Linked DNA regions of Homo sapiens: region 2 is linked to region 1. The links are chromatin contacts, found by Hi-C or POLR2A ChIA-PET in ENCODE. All regions are on one chromosome and are shown on one strand. The core of a region is the stretch at or near the end of the contact, and the rest is flanking DNA. Distances in the headings are between cores, read along the strand shown.

What was found. Hi-C counts contacts between places; a loop is a spot of excess contacts on that map. ChIA-PET counts read pairs that join two places held with the same protein, here RNA polymerase II (POLR2A). Pooled maps may share reads with other maps.
Region 2: a pooled map shows a loop between it and region 1 (8-fold over the local background). The contact joins the enhancer-like site here to the promoter of SLC15A3 in region 1. A Hi-C loop is called at or near these places in 1 of 168 maps with a recorded cell type or tissue (head of caudate nucleus), 1 of 37 single-sample maps with no recorded cell type and 5 of 50 pooled maps. POLR2A ChIA-PET finds 5 or more read pairs at or near these places in 7 of 52 experiments (CD8-positive, alpha-beta T cell, GM12878, OCI-LY7 and 4 more).

The regions. Positions count from the first base shown.
Region 1 is chr11:60,949,617-60,955,140 of GRCh38, forward strand. SLC15A3 (solute carrier family 15 member 3) reads right to left here and starts at 2,560. Exons shown (of 8, transcript NM_016582.3): 1 at 1,378-2,560. The coding sequence starts at 1,935. RefSeq lists silencers at 1,843-2,002, 2,323-2,552 and an enhancer at 2,733-2,872.
Region 2 is chr11:60,992,188-60,997,711 of GRCh38, forward strand. All of the region lies in intron 1 of CD6 (CD6 molecule), which reads left to right. It also overlaps the pseudogene TRA-TGC10-1. Among named protein-coding and RNA genes, the nearest start is that of CD6, 23 kb to the left of the region's middle. Within about 2 kb of position 2,749, at least 3 of the 41 ENCODE cell types and tissues checked have a DNase peak (open chromatin) inside an H3K27ac peak, as active enhancers do; they include CD8-positive, alpha-beta T cell, where a contact is called at or near this core.

The DNA of each region.
Region 1 (5,524 bases), core at 1,310-3,809:
GATCCTAAACAAGCTGGACAAGTGACTCCTTGTCAAGGACACTGGAAACTGCTAGGTGCTGAATTGTGGGTGCCAATTGGATGAAACGATCCTTTTGAAAAATGTCCCCTTTATGAGTATAATATGTGCAATCAAAGAACATTTGATAAACTGAGACAAGAAGAAAGTGCAATTAGTCCAGTGGCCTGATCATACCACTGTGACAATCTTTTTCCAGTTTCCTTTCGTTGACACCTCGTCTTTCCACATGGCTGCAGTCCTATCTGTATGCAGTCCTGCCTCCTGCTTTTGCTCATTTACACCATATGTGGTTATTTTAATAATATTACATTTTAGTCTAAATTATTGTCTAATATCCCACTGGGAACAGCTATCAAAATATAGCCGTGTTGTTGGGCATTTACTCATTCATTTAGCAAATACTTATTAAATTTCTTCTACGTGCCATGCTCTGTTCAAGGGGGAACGGAGAAAGGCTCAGAGGTTGAGCTAAGGGAGAAGACCAGGCAGCCCATTCAGGATATAAATGAGTTCTTGCCCATGTGGCTCCAGCTAGTGAAAGGCAGAGCTGGGATCTGAGCAAGTCGGCCTGACAGCCTCTAGCACTGCTGGTAGGAAGAAGCTGGCTTGCTCCTGCCCTGCCCGCACATCCCCATAACACACAGAGAGGAGGTTCATGGTGGGACCTGGAGTCCAGCTGCCTTTACTCGGCTCCTCGACCCTCCATGTCACCTTGGGCAAGTTGATTAATGCCATGAAACCTCTCAGTGTCTTTCTCTGTAAAATGGGCATAATAATTCCTACTTCCTGGGTGGTGAAGAGTATTAAATCAGTTAAACAGTGAAAGTGCTTAGCATAGGGCCTGCAAGTAGCTCAAAAAAGACCAACCTGCCTGGCGTGGTGGCTCATGCCTGTAATCCCAGCACTTTGGGAGGCCTAGGCAGGTGGATCACCTGAGGTCAGGAGTTCAAGACCAACATGGTGAAACCCCACCTCTACTTAAAAAAAAAAAAAAATTACAAAAATTAGTTGGGCGTGGTGGCAGGCCCCTGTAATCCCAGCTACTCTGGAGGCTAAGGAGGGATAATCGCTTGAACCCGGGAGGCTGAGGTTGCAGTGCGCTGAGATCGCGCCATTGCACTGCAGCCTGGGCGACAGAGTGAAACTCCGTCTCAAAAAATAAAACAAACAAAAAAACAACCATGGTTATTCCCACTGCGGTTGCCATCGGTTTTGCAAGGGCTAGCCCCCCTCTTCTTTCAAATCAGGAAACTAGTGCAGGCAGGGGACCTGGTTTGTCCCAGGTCACGCTGGGGGCCAGCCCTCCTTCCCTCCACACCCGCCGGAGTATGCCGGGGCAGGCCTCCTGCCACTCACCTGGTCGGCACCGAAGGAGGTGAGGTTGCTCCGGACGGAGCTGGCGGCCAGGCCGAGTAGCAGCAGGCCCGCGTAGAGGACGGGCGCGCAGTAGGGGCTGGGCGAGGAGCGCGGGCAGCCGGCCGAGGGGCAGGCAGGTCCCAGCGGCGACGCGGGCATCTCTCCGCAGAAGGAGCTGCGGCCGTCGGGGAAGGCGGTGGCGGGCAGCAGGCCCGAGGCGGCCAGGTAGAGCAGCAGGCTGAGCGCGACCGCGCGGTAGCGGCCCAGGTACACGTCGGCCAGCCAGCCGCCCACGGGCGCCAGCAGGTAGGAGGCGCCCAGGAATACCAGCGCGGCGCGCGTCGCCTGCTCGCCGGTCCAGTTGAAGTTGGTGCTGTTGAGGTACAGCACGAGGTTGGCGGTGACGCCGAAGAAGGCGGCGCGCTCCAGCATCTCCACCAGCAGCACGGCCGCGCCCGCCGCCCGCCGCCACCGTCGAGGGCCCCGCGCACCGCGAGGCAGCAGCGGCTGGCGCTCCCCGGGCACGCGGGGCTGCTCCCGGGCGCGCGGCGCGGGCATCCTGGCTCCGGGCTGGGCCCCCCGCGGCTCTTCTCTCCTCTCCTCTCCCCGCCTCAGAGCCCTGCACTCCTGCCCCCGGGCCTCGGCCCTCTCCCCCACCCAACTGGCTGGCCCTCCTTTCTCACCGCTTTGGCCCACCCTTCCCTCCTGTCCCCTCTCCCTTTCTTGCCCTACCCTTCCTGTCCCTCCGCTCACTACCCGGACTCTACCACCTCCTCCCTAATTCTCAACTCCCCTCTCCCTTCCCCCACCCCTAAGGCTTCCTCCCCGCGCCTCTCCTGCAGCTGTTTCTCCCTAACTCTCCCCTCTCCTCCCTCCACCTTGACCCTTCCTCGCACTCTTGTTCACACTGCGACCCTCCCTGCTTCACTTCGCTGCCCCTCCGCCTCCCTTTCCCCTCCCCGTTTGTCGCCCCTTCCTGTTGTCCCCTCTCCTTATGACTCCTGGCCTGCCCTGGGCGTGGGGTGGGGGCTCCCTCTGCCCCAGTCACCCTGCTGCCCCTTGCCGTCTTCTCCACCTCCTCCCTGTCCCCCTCACCCCCACTGCCTACACTCCCCTCTCAGTCCCCTGCAGCCCTCCCCCCAGGCTCAGCCTCTGTCCCTCTCTCGGCTTCTTGAGAAACTCTGGGCTCCCCTCGCTTCCCCTTTCACAGGCCCTATCCGCAGTCCCCTGCCTGCATCACATGGCGCTACTGGGTGTTTAGGAGAAGTGAAAGCCTGGGTCACAGGGCTCCTGCCCGGTCAGCTTTCTAAAAACCTCCCTCCTTCTCTACCTCTGCCTCCTACCCCAAACCCCCGCTGCTGGCCTCCTTAGAGCCAAAAAATTCCAGGAGGAATTTTTTCTTTCAGTTTCATTTCTCGCCAGGATTCCACTTTTGCTTTACCCTCTTCCAATCAAACTCCACGCCTCCACCCGAGGCGCCACGGGTAGAAAGAAGTGGAAAGGCTACCTGCATCATTTGGTCACACTCAGCCATTTCACAGATGCAGAGACAGACCCAGTGGGGCTAGGGCAGGAAGGTGGAGAAAGATTGGTTCCTGGTAACTGAACTAGGGGTGAAGCCCTGCCCCGGGCTCCTGAGTGGCAGGGAAATTCACAGCGCAATTCGGATTGCACAGAGGCTGCTGTGAGGAAGGAAGTGGGGCACTTTCAACAAGCCTGCGGGCCATAGAGGACCACAAGTGAGTCGGGATTGAGAGGGACACCGACCTCAGACTAAATCAGAGTCAGCCTCAGAACTCCTAAGCACCAGCCCCACCCTGACCTAGGAGCCCGGGGGATCTGGCCTCTGCTCTCCTCTGATCTCATCTCAGCCCCATGTTCACTCAAGTCCAGCCAGCCGGCCTCCCAGGTTCCCCTTCCATGCTAAGCTCCTCCCTGCCTCAGGGCCTTTGTCTTTGCTGACCCCTCTGCCATAACTGCTCTCCCTCCATATCCTTGCATGGCTGGCTGCTTCTCTTTATTGAGGTTTCAGCATATATGTCTCCTTTGTAGGGACCTTCCCTGATTTTCCCATCTAAGTAGTTTCCTACTGGATTCTCAGCATCCCCCATCACATTGTCTTGTTTTAATGTCTTCAGAGCACATATTACTTGTTCAGTTAGCACCAGTAGAATAGGCCCTCCATCAGATCAGAGACCTTTTCTAACTCTTCACTGTTTTATTCTCAATGGCTTCCCAGTGCTTGGCAAATAGTAGGTGCTCAATAAGTATTGCCTGAATCAATGAATGGAAAGAGTGTCCCAAGGCAAAATTTGTAAGAATAATAATATCAGGAAAGCTAAAGCTAAATAAACTGAGTCTCACAAAAGCTATAGATACCAGCAAAAAAAGCACTATAGATACCAGCAAAAAAGCGAGGGATTTTTTGTTGTTGTTGTTTGTTTGTATGTTTGTTTTGAGACGAAGTCTCACTCTGTCGCCCAGGCTGCCATGCAGTGGCACAATCTCGGCTCACTGCAACCTCCACTTCCTGAGTTCAAGCAATTCTCCTGCCTCAGCCTTCTGAGTAGCTGGGATTACAAGCGCGTGCCATCACGCCTGGCTAATTTTTGTATTTTCAGTAGAGATGGGATTTCACCATGTTGGTCAGGCTAGTCTCAAACTCCTGACCTCATGATCCACCTGCTTCGGCCTCCCAAAGTCCTGGGATTACAGTTGTGGGCCACTGTAAGTTTTTAACATGTTAGAGAAGCCAGGCCAAGAGGATGGTGAGAAAGCAAAGCCCTCCATCCCAGGTCTTCCTGCAGTCACTGCAGTCAGGACCATGTGCTCTCGTGAGGTGGGCAGAGCCTGGAGGAGAGAAGAGGAGACTTCAATGGAGCTGCACCATCCCTCGACTTGGAGGAAGCTTAGGTCATCAGCTGTGACGGTATGGTGACGAAGTTCAGATCACATCAGATCCAGCTCCTTCCTCTCTTGGCAAGATCACTAGGCTGGCAGATGAGCTCAGACTTAGCCCAGAGAGCTGAGTCTTACCCAGAGAGCTGAGAGAGTGCTGGCCTGCCATCGGTGATGTTCAGCGGGTGGTAGATGAAGGGAAAGGCTTCTAAAAGCAGTGTGGCCTGCAGAGAAAAACCCAGGAGAGGAAAGTAGCAAAGAAAAGAGGAGTGCAGCATCTTTTTTTTTTTTTTTTTTTTTTTTTTTGAGACAGAGTCACACTCTGTTGGCCAGCCTGGAGTGCAGTGGCACGATCTCGGCTCACTGCAACCTCTGCCTCCCAGGCTCAAGCAATTCTCCTGCCTCAGCCTCCTGAGTAGCTGGGATTACAGGCGTGTGCCACCACGCCCGGCTAATTTTTGTGTTTTTTAGTGGAGATGGGGTTTCACCATGTCAGCCAGGCTGGTCTCAAATGCCTGACCTCAGGTAATCCATCTGCCTTGGCCTTCAAAAGTGCTGGGATTACAGGTGTGAGCTACCGCACCCAGCCCAGCGTCTTTCTTACTGCCCAGCCTCCATCTCCAAGGTACCAGGGGGCCAGGTGCTGGGCTGGTTCACTGGGGAAAGTCCTGGGGACACATTTAGCTGGGGAGAAGGTAGGGGTGACTTGCCTCTTGCAGATAGGGGAAGTAATGTTCCAAAAGCGGACATGACTGTCACCCAGGGCACGAGTCACAACACTGATGACCAGTGGGAGGGAGCTGGAGAGCAGAATCTTAGAACTGAGGAGCCCCAGAGCTGGTGGGCCATGGCCGTGACCCACAGGTCTATGTGGTTTGGCTCTGATAGTGTTTAGTTACATGGTGTTTAGTTTTTGTTGTAGCTTCTGTTACTGTTTCTCTTTTTATTTTTTTATTTTTATTTTTTTTTGAGATGGAGTCTCACTGTGTCACCCAGGCTGGAGGCTGGAGTGCAGTGGGGTGACCTCGGCTCACTGCAACCTCCGAATCCTGGGTTCAAGAGATTCTCGTGCCTCAGCCTCCCGAGTAGCTGGGACTACAGGTGCCCGCCACCGTGCCCAGCTAATTTTTGTATTTTTAGTAGAGAAGGGGTTTCGCCATGGTGGCCAGGCTGGCCTCAAACTCCTGACCTCAAGTGATCCACCTACCTCGGCCTCCCAGAGTGCTGGGATTATAGGCATGAGCCACCG
Region 2 (5,524 bases), core at 1,499-3,998, 43 kb after region 1:
TATTTTTAAATTTATTTTGTAGAGATAGGGTCTCACTGTGTTGCCCAGGCTGTTCTCAAACTCCTGGCCTCAAGCAATCCTCCTGCCTCAGCCACTGAAAGTGCTGGGATTACAAGTGTGAACCACTGTGCCCAGCTTGTGAGGCTTTTTTTTTTTATATATAACTATGAGGTGAGGGAGGCAAGGGGGGCATGTGAAGAGATTCGCCCAGGGTCACACTATAGTAAGGAGGAAGCTGGGTTTCTAACCCAGGCATGTTTAATTTCAATCCAGTGTTCTTTCTGATGCCTATGATGTGGTAGATGGTTTTTTCCCAACCAAGACCTACTGAATGGGAATTCTAAAAGAGGGACCTGAGGGCCGGGCGCTGTGGCTCACACCTGTAATCCCAGCACTTTGGGAGGCCAAGGTGAGCAGACTACCTGAGGTCAGGAGTTCAAGACCAGCCTGGCCAACATGGTGAAACCCGGTCTCTACTAAAAATACAAAAATTAGCCGAGCATGGTGGCGTGCACCTGTAATCCCAGCTATTAGGGAGACTGAGGCAGGAGAATCACTAGAACTTGGGAGGCAGAGGTTGCAGTGAACCAAGATCGTGCCACTACACTCCAGCCTCGGCGACAGTGTGAGACTCCGTCTCCAAAAATAAAAAAAAATAAAAAAATTAAAATTAAAATAAATAAATAAATAAAAGAAGCACCTGAATATTCTTCTCCTCCTCTCAGTGGTCTAAAGTCTGGCGGGGGATCAAGAAGATGGGGCTGGTGACATGCCAGTGTTTCTGGCCTGCTGTGCTCTCTTGGAGCCAAATCCCTACTCTTATCCCTTGGGATTTTACTGAGCTGCTTGCAACCCTCCATGGGACCTTCTCATTTTACCACCTGGTAGCTGGAAAGAAGGCACGGTCTGGCACGGGAGCCTGAGCCAGCCTTGGAGCCAGGACCCCAGGAGACTTTTCTTTTAGAGGAACTCCTGTTACCACAGCAACTACAGCCCACATCTCCTCCCTAGGAACACTGGATGTTTGCAGAGCCGGGGAAGGGTGCAGCCAAGTTGAGAGTCTGCAGCAGCTCAGATAAGGTTCACAAGAAAGGCGAGGAGTGAGGAGGAGAGAATGCAGCCTTCAGAGAACCAGAATCACCCCCTTGCAGAAAAGAAGGCTAAGGAGCTGTCAGAGTCATCTTTCTGCCTGGTATGGAATGTAGAATCAATAGCCAGCTGCCGTCCCATAGCTACCAAGGGCCAAACGAGAGAAAAGGGATGAAAGCCTCAGGTTGGAGGATAATAACAACCACAGCTACCATATACCGCGTCCTAAGCGTTTTACGAAGATCACCCACCCGTGCACTCTTCTTCTGTTTGGCTCATTTATCATGCCCAGTGCCAGGTTAAAGATGAAACCTAGCTGGGCTCAGTGACTTTCCCTAGGTCACACAGCCAGTAATCAGCAGAGATGGGTTTAGATCACTGTTCTATCTGTCCCCAGAGTCCCTGTCTAAGTCATGAAAGACGAATTTCCCGAGAATGGAGGCTGTTTCCCAGATGAATTGGTGCCTGGGATCTCCTGCTCCCTCGATCATCCCGCTCACACTCATCTCCCTCATATCATACCTGCCCCAGTTCCCAGCATATGCAACAAGTTCAGCAGATGTTCATGGAACTGAATGCAGGCTGGCAACAGACTCATTTCTCAGCTTTCAGGAGAACATGGCTCACGCCCTCTCACTTTCTTGGGAGAGGAGGGGGAGTCCCAGCAATTGAACGTACCTCAAAGCCTGTTAAGTCATGTTGATCTTATCTTTTAAGTTTTTTACAGAGGCGAGTAGGAAACGTTGTCTTTTACTTCCCCTTGGATTTGGTGACAGAGAGGAGGGGAGATGAAACCTGGGCATGCATGGAAGGTATCACACAGGTGAACATCATCTGTCCTGTGACATAGGGGCAAAAGAAAGGTAAAAAGGCTGAATTTCTGGCCGGGCGCGGTGGCTCATGCCTGTAATCCCAGCACTTTGGGAGGCTGAGGCAGGGGGATTGCTTGAGCTTAGGAGTTTGCGACCAGCCTGGGCAACACGGTGAAACCCTGTCTCTAGTAAAATACAAAAAATTAGCCAGGCGTGGTGGCACACACCTGTAGTCCCAGCTACTCAGGAGGCTGAGGCAGGAGAATTGCTTGAACCTGGGAGGCGGAGGTTGCAGTAAGCCGAGATCGTGCCACTGCAGTCCAGCCTGGGCAACAGAGTGAGACTCATCCCCTCCCCAACACCCCCGCCAAAAAAAAAAAAAAGCTGAATTTCTTTGACCTGAGTGACTGCAGTCCTCTGGGACTGGGACTCTTTGAGCCTTAACTTCCATCCGTCTCTGTCAATTGAGTAAATTGTTTTATTTGTGTCCCCAAGCCCTGCTGTGGTATAACTGGGGAGTGTGAAAACAAACCAAAATCCTGTAACATAATACCAAATAATACTCACTCTCTTTCTCTTTCTCTCTCAAGAAAATGAAAGCACATGAGCCAAGTTCTCCTGAAAGCTGAGAAATGAGTTTATTACCGATCTATGTTCCGTTTCATTAACACTTGCTGAACTTGTTCCACGTGCTAGGAACTGGGACAGGTATTCGGGAGATAAGTGTACATGTAAAATAATACCAAAGCACCAAACTGCTGACTTTCCTCTGGGCGCCAGGGGAGAGAAGTCACTCTAGCCTTCCTGGCCTTGGAGAGCCAAGTGGGTATAAGCTGGTCTAGTCACAGCAGCCAGTCACCTCTGCAGGCTAGGACAGCACTGTGTGACTGAGCCTGTGACAGCTTCAGTTTCTTGACAAAGTAAACTCAGCCCAACCGGGTGTCACAGGCTCTTCAAGTCCAAGTCCCCTCAAAGGTTGAACACATTTATCCCCTCCCAATTGAATTATATTACTTGTATGAGCCAGCGCATGCGTCTTTTTTTTTTTCTTTTTCTTTCTTTCTTTTCTTTTTTGAAATGAAGTCTTGCTCTGTCACCCAGCCTAGAATGCAGTGCTGCAATCTCAGCACACTGCAACCTCCCCCTCCCGGATTCAAGCGATTCTCCTACCTCAGCCTCCTGAGTAGCTGGGACTACAGGCATGCACTACCACATCCAGCTAATTTTTGTATTTTTAGTAGAGGCTGGATTTCGCCATGTTGGCCAGGCTGATCTCGAACTCCCGACCTCAGCTAGTCCACCCACCTCAGCCTCTCAAAGTGCTGGGATTACAGATGTGAGCCACCAGGCCCAGCCCGCATCTTTCTAATTTTAATGGAATTACAGGCGTTCCCTTCTTTCTAGTTGTTTTATTAATTGCTCACCATTAACAATACCAAGGGCATTTCTAAAAAGAAAATAGTTAGGACAGTTCCAGCACCCTCTCACTCAGAGCTTCCTCCCCTAAATTCATTGGCCCTCCTCTTCCAATTGGCCGATGCATCCTCAGGCCCTAGACAGTGCTGGAGTGAGCCCCATATTTGAGAGCAAGTGGGGAAGGGGTGGGGGCAGTGCGAGGTGAGACTATTAAGTCTCATCTTTTCCCTGCTGTGAGGTCTGTGGGATGACACATGCCACCCAGGACCCCCTGCCCCGGAGAAGGAAGGTTTCCTAGTTGTTGCTTATCTTTGGAGTCTGGGATCTTTTGGGAAATGAGTCCCTGGATCTTGGGTTCTGAGTTGTGTCACCATTGCGGGGGAAGGGTGGGTTATCATTTCTAAACTCAGTGCTGGTTGACACTTGCAGAGGAGAAAGGAGTTTGGAAAGCCTCCAGGGTTGTCAAAACTTCCTGCCTCTCGCCCTTGGCATGATCACCAAAGCAGAAATCAGGATGTTGGATTCCAACCCGGGGGAGTGGTGTGGTTACGAATGTGGCCTCTGCAAGCAGACAGCCTGGGTTCAATTCCCAGCTTGGCCATTTTCTAGCCGTGTAATCTTAGGCAAGATACTAAACCGCTCTGTGCCTCAGTTTCCCCATCTCGTGGTCTTGCTTTGACAATTAAATCATACTGAATAAATGTCAGCCATTACTGCTGAGCTGTGCCAGATTTGTGACGGGTGCTCGACGTGCCTTGGGGCCTCCCCTTTCCCTATCAGAGCAGTGGGAAGCATCACAACATCCTTCCCTTATCCCCCTGCACTCTGGACCCCAGATGCCCGAGATAAGTAGCTGCTCCCATCAGTGTGGGTTGGGAGTAGAAAACTAGGAGTCCATCTGGCTGCTTCCCAAACCTGCAAACCAGGAATCCCAGTCCAGCTTCCCGGCCACTGGGCAAGGGGCAGGTGAGTGTTTCCGGACAGCTCCCTGAACCAGTCCTGCTCCACTTGAATACCTGGAGTCTGAGCCAGGGCCTCGGGAGGCGGGCCCACCAGGGTTCACGTAGCATTTGTCATCACTGCTCGGGACAAAAGGCCAGTCTTCATACACAAGATGCACGGTGGTCTGCAGGTTAGCAGGGAGCACGCCTCTCCCAAGGTTCGGGGACACTAGTCACAAGGGCCTGGTGCCAGTCTTGCAGAGAGGCACACCCTGCCCTGTCCTGGCAGTGCTCCAGAGCAGCAGCTGGACTATCCGGGAGATCACTGCGCTGCACTGGGAGCCTGACCTCCCCGTGGGCCTTGGGGATACTCTTCCTTTGGGCCGCAGATTTTGCAATATTTCTGACAAAATACTTGCTGACAAAAAGCCTTCTGAGAGAAGCATTATTAACTCCAGTTCATGGATGACAGTCTAAGGCTCAGACTGGCAAAGTGACTGGCCAAAGGTCACTCCACTAATAAGGAACAGAGCTGGACTCCAGCCCAAGCCTTTGAACTCAAGGCCTTGTAAGGTACATAGGTACCTTCCCCCCATACAGCACTGTCTGATGTCAATATGTGAGTCACATTTATAATTTTAAATTTTTGGCTGGGCATGGTGGCTCATGCCTGTAATCCCAGCACTTTGGGAGGCCAAAGCAGGTGGATCACCTGAGGTCAGAAGTTCAAGACCAGCCTGGCCAACGTGGTGAAACCCCATCTCTACTAAAAGTATAAAAAAAGTAGCCAGGCATGGTGGTGCGTGCCTATAGTCCCAGCTACTCAGGGCGCTGAGGCAGGAGAATCGCTTGAACCTGGGAGATGGAGGTTGCGGTGAGCCCAAGATCATACCACTGCCCTCCAGCCTGGGTGATAGGGCGAGACTCCGTCTCAAAAAAAAAAAAAATAAAATAAAATAAAATAAAAATAATAAATAAATAAATTTTTAGCAGCTGCATTTTTTCAAAAAAGTAAAAAGAAACAGATGAAATTTCTTTAATAATATATGTTATTTAACTGAATATATCCAAAATATCATTTCTACACATCAATAAAAAAATTCTTAATAAGATACTTTACATTCTTTATTCTTACCAAGTCTTTGACACACAACCTGTACTTCACACTTAAAGCATGTCTCAATTTGGACACTCAAGTTTCACCAGAAACATTCAATCTGTATTTAGATTTCATACTAGTTACAATTGAAAAAGGAGAATCACATA